Regions from separate parts of the Homo sapiens genome. Here region 2 is linked to region 1. The links are chromatin loops, found by intact Hi-C in ENCODE. Cell type or tissue: natural killer cell. All regions are shown on one strand. Region 1 has its middle 16 kb from the start of LINC03141. Region 2 overlaps FERRY3 (FERRY endosomal RAB5 effector complex subunit 3).

The links. A loop is a pair of places that touch in the nucleus more often than their neighbours do. Peaks named below come from ENCODE experiments on the same cell type or tissue, not always from the same donor. Only the 100,000 strongest peaks of a DNase experiment are listed, where the experiment ranks them.
Region 2: a loop joins it to region 1, with 21 times the contacts of the local background. A loop is called at or near these places in 9 of 110 quality-filtered maps.

Annotation. Positions count from the first base shown.
Region 1 is chr12:3,993,456-3,998,455 of GRCh38, reverse strand. No RefSeq gene overlaps it. Among named protein-coding and RNA genes, the nearest start is that of LINC03141, 16 kb to the left of the region's middle. In natural killer cell, CTCF peaks have their summits at 2,265 and 2,466 (motif pointing left); a DNase peak (open chromatin) is centred at 2,465.
Region 2 is chr12:4,524,393-4,529,392 of GRCh38, reverse strand. It overlaps FERRY3 (FERRY endosomal RAB5 effector complex subunit 3), which reads left to right. Exons shown (of 14, transcript NM_020374.4): 5 at 3,810-3,909; 6 at 4,018-4,139. Among named protein-coding and RNA genes, the nearest start is that of FERRY3, 12 kb to the left of the region's middle. In natural killer cell, CTCF peaks have their summits at 2,072 and 2,272 (motif pointing right); a DNase peak (open chromatin) is centred at 2,222.

The DNA.
Region 1 (5,000 bases):
ATGAGGAGCTCTGCCAGGCGCCTCAGCCTGCACAGAGACAGCTCTGCACTGCCTTTCTCTAGGAGCCAGATCCAACGAGGCTCTTCAAAGGGGCTGGAGGCCCACGGTGGCAGCTGGGCCCTTCCTTCACTCAACACTACTCAACCTCGCTGGGACTATTTGGAGTCAGAAGTCCTATGTTTGAGTTTCCACCCAGTGAAGTACCAGCTACAAAACCTTGGCCAAACCACTTCACTTCCCTGGGTCTCAGTTTCCTTGTCTGTAAAAGAACAGTAATAAATCCTGCCTTGTGTGTATTCTAGATGGTTGAGGATCAAGCAAGAAAAGATGCATATGAAAACTTTAAGCTATGAAATGTAATATACCAAGGTATTGACAATATAACAATAATTATTATTTTCAGTAATTTCTTGCCTGGGAGGAGTGATATACCCAGTCAACTGTGTCTCACAGTGTTTCTAAAATATCTTCAGGACAGAGATTTGTACCAGCCACAGACAGTGGTAGCGACCACACCTACGTTTAGAGTGGCTTCCTGCCGCAGGGTACACCTGTCCTTCCACCTCTTTCAGGTCAACGATAAGCCAGTGCTCTCAGCAGTAATCCTTGGCTCCCAATAATTACTGTTTGTGAAGACCCATCTAACACCAGGGAGAGGAGAGGTGTGTTCATTACTGCGGAGGAGGAGGGCAGTAGATGACACTTACTTCGTACCCTCTACTCCTTTGCATAACTTCTTCTGGACTCAGCGTATGTAGGGTTGTAGTTATTTGCAGTGTTGGAGTAAAATGAACCCTAAACACCAAACAGCTCCTGATCTGTACCTCTGAAAAGTGAGACTGATGGCTTCTCCTTTTTCTTCTCTTCCTTTCAGCTCTGTGACAGCATGGGCTCACCTCTAGCGAGCGCCTTCCTACTGACAGTGCTTGGCGGCGATCTGGTGTGCCTGTGGGGGCCTCCCACTTTAAAGGCCTTTCCCAGGTCCTCCAAACTGAACTTTGTGTCCTTGCTATGTGAAACATGGAAATCTTATTTATTTCCAAAAGCAACCTATACTCATTCCTAGAAATAGAAAGGATGGACCCAGGAGAACTGGCTCTGACATAAGTGAGTTGTGTCAACGTGGGGAGGTCACTTAACCTGTGTTTGCAACAATTTCTCTTTAAAATGGGGAGCACCATGCCCTGGCCTACATTACCATCCAGCCTGAGGTTTTAGTGAGATGCTGGGCATGGAAGCACTTTGCAAGGAGTTACACTAAGATAGTGGATGATTTTTATTTGAATACTGCAGCGATCCTCCCTTTCCTTCTGACACCTCTTCATGCCCTCATTCCATTCCATTCTACACTCTACCCACTTAGGTCTAATCTGACTTTACATATACCTGACTTTCTGGAATTCATTTGGTCTTAGTGGGCCACCATTTGCATTCTGCGAGACACCATGTGGCTCCTCAATCTGTTGACATGTGCCCTTCAAGCACACGGAGGCACTCAACATGGGCACCTAGCAGTCCATGTGGGCTGTGCACACACAACATCTGGTTTGGAAGCGGTGAACTGGTGAATTTAATTGTCCTATGCATCAGATTGAGTAACCGAAATCCAGAAGAACTCAAGGGTGAAGGACTTTCCCAAGGTCTATGGAGCACCAGTTTACTGCTCTAGAGCAGAAAGTCATATTTCCCAGAGTTTTTGATGAAAGGAATTCAGGGCAACAACATCTGGTGCTGATTTGAACGTGGTAGGTTGGGTACAAGGAGCTGCAGGGGGATGAGAAATCGTCTATGGCAAGAATCAGCACAGGTAATTTTCAGGCTGACTTGTTTCTCCCTCACTGAGCCACACTGGCTTGACAGCTGCTTCTTTGTACCCTGAAATATTTGAGCAGCCTGCAGTCACGGCCCTTTGCATGTCCCTGCCTGCTTTCGCCACTCGGGAAGAACTCAGGTCTTGCAGAGGCTACCCCTGATTCCCATGATTAGATGTGGACCCTGTAGGAGACAGAGGGGTGGGTCAGAGGCCCTGAGAGAGAAGAAGGAAGGAGGTTGGTATCTTCTTTTCCCTGAAAACAGTCCCCACAATTTCTGAGTGTTATTAAGAAGGTATTGATGTAGAATTCAAGTTCATTCCAGCACACAGTGGGTTTACCAAGTTGGCCAAGGGGGCTTTGTGGTCAATGACTATGACCTCAACTGCCCATCACTGAACTATATGTACAGGTCCTTCTGTCTTGATGAAACAATAGGAAGAAGCTAATTTGGGAAAGAAAGAATAGAGAGGTGTGTGGGTGTGTGAGTGTGTGCGCATGTTCTTTTATTAATTGATAATACATTAATTGTTTAGATTTTTAAAATCAAACACACACACACACACACACACACACACACACACACACACACACACACACACACACACACACGCTCCCGCTCTCTTTTATTAATTGATAAAGGCACCACTGCCCTCTACTGGCAACAATATCATCTTTCCAGTGTTAGAAATGCCTGGATGGAGCCTTCATTGCTTCAGATAAAAAAATTTTGAATACTTATTGCAAATACTTTTTCAAACAATTTGCAAATAAAGTGTATTTCATATTTATTCATTCATTCAACAAGTACTAACTGAAATGAGTAAGATGCGTATGCCCTGGTCTTGAGAAGTTACTATCTATCTAAAGAGTGGACAGGAATGCTAATTTAATGAGTACAATTGATTTCACCATGTCCAGGGTTAATACCCAAGTTGCAAGCCCCCTGAACCACAGAGCACAGCTTCTGACCCACTGCCCTGCACCCTTGATTGGGATGCTCAGAAACACAGCTAGAGACCTCTTTCTCACTGTCAAGGAGCATCTGCACTGGAATAACTTTCATGGAATCATGGGTCCAGAAGGTCAGACAAAATTCACATAAATCAGAGTGTGAGATTCCAAGGCCAGATGGGAAACCCATTCTCACAAGTCTTCAAGACTACTGTAATTCTTCAGGTTAGAGAAGCCTGTTTCTTCCAGCTCTCGCCTCAGGCACACATCCTTCGGATTCTTGGAAACAGTGATGTAGCATTCCCCTTTGCCTAGCCTCCTTCATATTATTTTCAAGTTTGTTCATATTGGGGTTACTCCAGGCAATTTAAACAGGCATGATTCCATTCAAACCTTCTGATGCTGGTTTTCTTTTTATTTATTTATTTTTTTTTTTTGAGACGGAGTCTCGCTCTGTCGCCCAGGCTGGAGTGCAGTGGCATGATCTCGGCTCACTGCAAGCTCTGCCTCCCGGGTTCATGCCATTCTCCTGCCTCAGCCTCCCGAGTAGCTGGGACTACAGGCGCCCGCCACCACGCCTGGCTGATTTTTTGTATTTTTAGTAGAGACGGGGAGTCACCGTGTTAGCCAGGATGGTCCCGATCTCCTGACCACATGATCCGCCCTCCTCGGCCTCCCAAAGCGCTGGGATTACAGACGTGAGCCACCGTGCCCGGCCTGAGTTTTCTTCTTGTGCTATTCTTTAATCAAATTAGGCAAAGTATGAATCCTTTCTCCACCAACATTGTTTTGGACTAGGTAATGCAATTTATATGGTACAAAAATCGAAACAATAAAGAAGTTTAAAGTTAATGTCAATCCTCCATGTCAGCCTTCTCTACCCTTTTCCATCTCCCCTCTGCCAGAGGTAATCGTTGTTAAATTGCCCCATGTATTCTCTTGGTATTTCTTTATGCAAATATGGACACATGCAAATGAACATTATTGTTGTTCTTCCCCTTTAGGCGAAAAGGAAGCATGCTATACACACCATTTTGAGCCTTTCCCCCACCACATAGCAGTATACATTGGATAATTTTCCATATCAATATATTTTTAAAGTTCCTCATTCTTTTTATAGCTGTTAATATTCCATCATGTGATAATATTGTGGTTTATTTAACCAGCCTTCTATGGATAGAAACTAGGTTTGTTTAGAATAAGTACTCTTGAGCTTATATTAGTAAAATATTTTTGCTCTCTCCTTCTCAGTTTTAGCCACCTTCTAATACTGTTTAAAATAGTGTTATGGGGCCAGGTGCAGTGGCTCATGCCTGTAATCCCAGCACTTTGGGAGGTCAAGGAGGGAGACTTGCTTGAGCCCAGGAGTTTGACACCAGCCTGGGTAGTATAGTGGGACCCTGTCTCTACTAAAAAATTAGCTAAGTATGGTCATGCCTGCCTGTAGTGCCAGCTATTCAGGAGGCTGAGGTGGGAGGATCACTTGAGCCCGGGAAGTGGAGGTTGCAATGAGCCAAGATTGTAGCATTGTACTCCAGCTTGGGTGACACAGCAAGACCCTATCTCAAAAAAAAAAAAAAAAAAATATATATATATATATATATAGTGTTACTGAACCATTGGAGGTTTATCTGCCTGATACCTACCACAGCAATTCTTGGGGACTCACTCTTGAGGGTCAGCTGCACACAAAAGAGCTCTGAATGCCCTCAGGATAGCAGAATGCAGGATGGAGGGCAGGGACAGAGCATTGGATCTTAGAACAAGATCTGTTCAGACTCTGGGAACTGACATGACAAGAAGAGCTTTTACTCCAGAACTTCTCGGAGAGGAATGATGAGACTTTCTGGGAGGACGGATCAAAACAATGACCCTGACATTAAACTAGAAATTACCTACGTGTAATTGAAGCTGCACCACTCTTAGAGGGGCACACAAACCTAAGAAGTGAAGGACCAAAGGAAATGAAGATTGAAAGAGACATCAGGCAGTGGGCTAAAAAGAAACATAACAGACCCACATGTCCCTTTCCAAAGCTGTGCCATACCATTCCAGCCCTGTCCTCATCCTCTGTACACAAAGTCAAGAAAGCTGGGTGATTCCCTCAATTCCGAGGACCAAGGCAGTTATACTGGTGGTTTGCGGCCAAAGCAACAAACACCAGTGGTAGACTGACTTTTCTAAAGAAGTTGTGATGACGGGTGGACTCACCTTGCACCTGTGCAGCATTTCTTG
Region 2 (5,000 bases), 530 kb before region 1:
ATTCAGAACCTCTGTATTGCCCTGCTCTAACTATGACCATGGCTCTTTCAGTTCATTTTGTACGCTCAAGTACCTTAGAAAAAAATAATAACACTAGTATTGTTCCAAGAAATTGTAATTAGATTTGAATTCCTGCTGTATGGATTACTTAACACAGTATACAAACAATGCTTTTATTATTTATCTTTTCTTCAGAGTATGTAAAAAACTTCTAGCATTATTTATTTTAAAGTAATAAGTGGCTTCCCTGACTGCTTTCTAGTAACTCTATATAAATTGTGATAGGAATTCAGGATGTGTCCTTCTAGATAATCCATTGTAATTTAGCAGAATCTAATAATATTTATTATCTTAAAAACACTTATTTAAGACATTGGGTGTATATGCCATTAAGATAATAGTTTTAGTGTTGCTTTGATTGTGAGAGTATATTAGGACTAAATCACTTTTGTTTGTGTGTGTGTGTGTGTGTGTGTGTGTGTGTGTGTGTGTGTGTAACTGATTTAATAGTCCCAAAGGAGTAAATTTAAAAAGATGTGCTGGTTTGTTCCTGGTTCTCATTAGCTTCCCATTAGAATACAGTAAGGCTAGCAAGATGAGAATAATCTTTGGAGCATTGTCATGGTTAAGAAAATTTTAAGTACAGAAAAATAATAAGGAAATGTATTTAATAATTGTTCCTGAGGGATACTCTCTTCTGTGTACTAAATTAGCATATTTATTATATTGCATAGATTTGTAAATTTTCATAACAATTGTACTCCTCTGGACCACTTATTCTCATACTTTGTAAAATATTAGAATGATCTCTTTGTCAAAAAGAACATGCTGTTTTGAGATATTTGTCACTGTTTATAGGTTTGGTTTGTTGACCAGCTGTATTGGGGCAGTTTATTCCTTTTTGATGAGATACCTGCAGTGAGTGGTTGCCACTAGGTATATAGTTGAAACATATTTCCCTGGGGAAGACAAAATTTTTTTCTAGTTCTTTATTATGTAGCCCATAAAATTGTGAATATAGTTTAAAAAGAAGAACAAAATATAGAATTAGGTTTTTAAAAATACGTAAAAGTAGAATTACCTAATACTAATTAATTACTTTCTGTTGAACTTCATTTGTTTGATTTTTCCTCCTAGGCCTTCAAATAATATAACCTTCAAGTCATCCTGAATCTGTTATTAGCCGTCAGGTTTTCTGTGACTATACTCATTCTGCCTCTTTGGGTATATTGATAAATTCCCATTTTGGCTCCCTATACTTCCATTCCTAGTACTTTCATTGAGCTGTTGAGTGACTCTAACTTGCAGCATAGTTTGCTGCCTCTACCCCCTAGAAAACTATATATCTAGCCATTAATAGTCTATAATGCTTCCTTATTCTAAATCTGAAGATTTGTGTTCTACATGATTCTTCATCTTTTGGGAAGTTCAATTAACGTGCTAATTACCTGCATTTACTGGTATTCATACTTTTTTTTTTCATGGAATAGTTTTTTAGTAGAGGTTTGTTTTGACTTATTTTATTGTTTGAAATCATATTTGGCCATATTTCTTGATGGGGTTTGGCCTTCTTTTTTCTTTCTAAACATATAAATAATACTTGAATTCATCTAGTTTTAAAAGTTTTGTAATTTATTTTTAACCTGTCCAAACCGCTAGCTTGAAAAAGAAAAATAAGCTGTATTCCTCTGGTAGGTAATATTTATTGCAAAGGTGAACAGTATGACTTAAGGTAAGTTGAAATTCACTAGTGTCTGTGGAGGTTGACCCGAAATTTTGGTGCTTAATTTATTTATCCATTTCATGAGCAGAAGTGACACATTTTCTTATTTCATTTTAATGCCATTGTACATCTTTAAAAGACAGTTTCTCGGCACAGCATCAATAATACAAGTTATAATGATTTTTTTTCTTAAAGTATCTTCAAGATAATATATAGGTTGCCAGAGTTGTCACATCTCACATACTGAGCCAGGCTATATTTAGTATTTCATCTGAGACGTAATAAAATTTTCTTCTATCTTAATCATAGAAAAAATATATTGTATCATCAACTATATGATTAGCTAGTTGCCTTTTGGACATATTTAGGATGAAATAAATGTTCATGAAATTTTATTTGTTGAATTTCTGTCTGTCTTTTTCTTCACAAGAGATGTGCTCTTTTTTTAAGCAAACCAGATTCTAGATATTTCTTTAAACTTTAAAAATGGCAATGATACCTTTTATCCACTAGAGGGAACATGTGTAATGTAAAATAGTAATATATATTTATATCTGTTTGTATTTATAAATGGTTAGCAGTTATTTCTGTTTCTAAATAAGAATCTCACTTGCAAGCATAATTTTCATTTGACCCATAATAGTTATTAAAAGTTAATGGAGTCATCTGCCTTAGAACTAAGTGGGATTTAAGTGATATTGAATATTTACTACCAGAAGGTATATATAGAAATGTATATATGTGTAACTTGCTTGAATTTAATTTATCATATATATATATCTTAATCAGTGTTATAAATAAGTATAAATTCACCCTTTTTTTTTTTTTGAGATGGAGTCTTGCTCTGTTGCCCAGGCTGAAGTACAGTGACACGATCTCAGCTCACTGCAACCTCAGTCTCCTGGGTTCAAGCAATTCTCCTACCTCAGCCTCCCAAGTAGCTGGGATTACAGGCGCCCGCTACCATGCCCAGCTAATTTTTGCATTTTTAGTAGAGATGGAGTTTCATCACGTTGGCCAGGCTGGTCTTGAACTCCTGACCTCAGGTGATCCGCCCACCTCGGCCTCCCAAAGTGCTGGGAGTACAGGCATGAGCCATCGCGCCTGGCCAAAAATTCACTCTTAAGAGCAATTTACCTGAATTAACTAGGATGATAAAATCCTCTTAGTTTATATCTGTGTTTTGTTCTTTCCCAGTTTGTTAGAAATTTGTTTTAGAACAAACTTTTTGCATACATTTGTATTAGAAGATAATCTTTAATTTCAATTTTTTAAGTGAACTTATTTATTAAAATATAACATACACACAGAAAAGGCAACAAACTGTGGGTGTACAGCTCATTAAACTTTCACAAATTAAGCACGACCATGTAACCATTGCCCAGATCAAGAAATAGAATATTTCCAGCATTACAGAGTCCTCTTTCATGCCCTTCTAGTCCTTTACCCTTTCCCTCATAAATAACCATTATCTGTACTTCTAACACCATTGGTTAATTTTTCCTGTAGGAAAAACCATTTTTAATTTTTGCACATTATTTCTTTGGATAAATGCAGAAGGTGTGACTAACATCTTCAGACTGTATTTTACGTCTCTCTGTAAATTTTATGACTTAATAGTAATTTGACTCAGGATCTAATTGTCTGCTTCTGGATATAATGTAAACTAACTTTCAGAGGTTGAAGTCACTTTAGTTCATATACAAATAGAAAATCCATTTAAGCTGAAATTGCAGAGCCTCTTCTTTGAGGAAATTTGCAGGTGAAAAGGGGTCCAGAGTTTTTAACATTAGCCATGGTAATTGAAAGGTAACTTAGATTTTGACTGCATTCGTCTGTGCAATACATTTAGATGAAAATTTAGCTGCACAAATGATGTTGATATTATATGACACTATCATCGTTATTGGCTAGTCTCCATTTCCAAGGATTCTAAAGTACTTTCCAGTTACAATTCTCATTCCTGGACACATTTCTATAAAATAAATTTTTTATTTTCACTTTATAGAGATTGTTTGATGAATCTGAAGGATCATATACCTTGAAAGTTTGATGAATATCCCTGATTTGTTTATTTGTGTTTTAGACAAGGTATTGAAATGGAAAAAGTCATGCAGGAATTGGGAAAATCACTGACAGATCAAGATGTAAATTCACTGGCTGCTCAGCATTTTGAATCCCAGCAAGTAAGTGAAATACAGTGACTTTTAGGTATGCAGTTGCATTTTCTTTTGTTTTTTTGTTTGTTTGTTTTTGTTAAAAAAATTAACCAGTTGGTATACTGTTTCTTTTAGGACCTAGAAAATAAATGGTCGAATGAATTAAAACAATCAACTGCCATCCAAAAACAAGAGTATCAAGAATGGGTAATAAAACTTCACCAAGACCTAAAAAACCCCAACAACAGCTCCCTTAGGTATTAACTATGTATTGTTCTTATTCATATAGTAGTCCATTGTTAGTAATGTTTATATTTACTACAAAGTTAAACCTTTTAGCTGTATGTCTTTTTAATTTGCTAGTGAAAGTTCAAGACAATTTTATGCTGTGCTTTTACCACCTTTTGCATTATAGGCTTTATGTGGATTATTTGGGGGGCAATGGTTATTGGTTAGTTTGAAATAGAACTTTAGTTTTATGTTCTAGATACATACACCTAAATACTTAAATACTATCTTTATTTCTTTAGTTTCCACTCCATGCAGTAAACATTGGTTGAATGCCAAACACTCTCTAAGCAGAAAAACAAACAAAAAAAACCCCTGCCTATATGGAGCTTATATTCTAGAAAGAGAGACTGATCTATAAATAAAATAATACTGCATAGAGTGGTATGTGCAGTAACAGAAGCATGTAGAAGGTACAGAAATAGCATGGAGGATTTCTCATAAATTATAACTTGTATGGCATCTCTTGGCCTAGATAAATTGTATTTCACATATTCCCTTAGAGCTTGACCATACCTATGTTATTTCCTGGCTATGTATCTGTTATGTTTGAGAATTAATATTTTTCAAATCCTAAAGTATATTCAGTTGGAAATATACTGAGTACGGTATAATAATCCTATTTCCAGCATATGCCAGTGTATGCTATAAATATTTTTAAATAGCATTTTATTTGTATAATGTCAGTCTCATGTCTTTTTTTTTTTTCGTTGTGTACCCAGTTCCTTGCCAAGTGTTTAGCTCTTGACACTAGCACATAAGACATGCTCAGTAAAAATTTATGGGATGAATGGATGGACAGATGGATAGGTTATTGTTAAAGTCTTTAC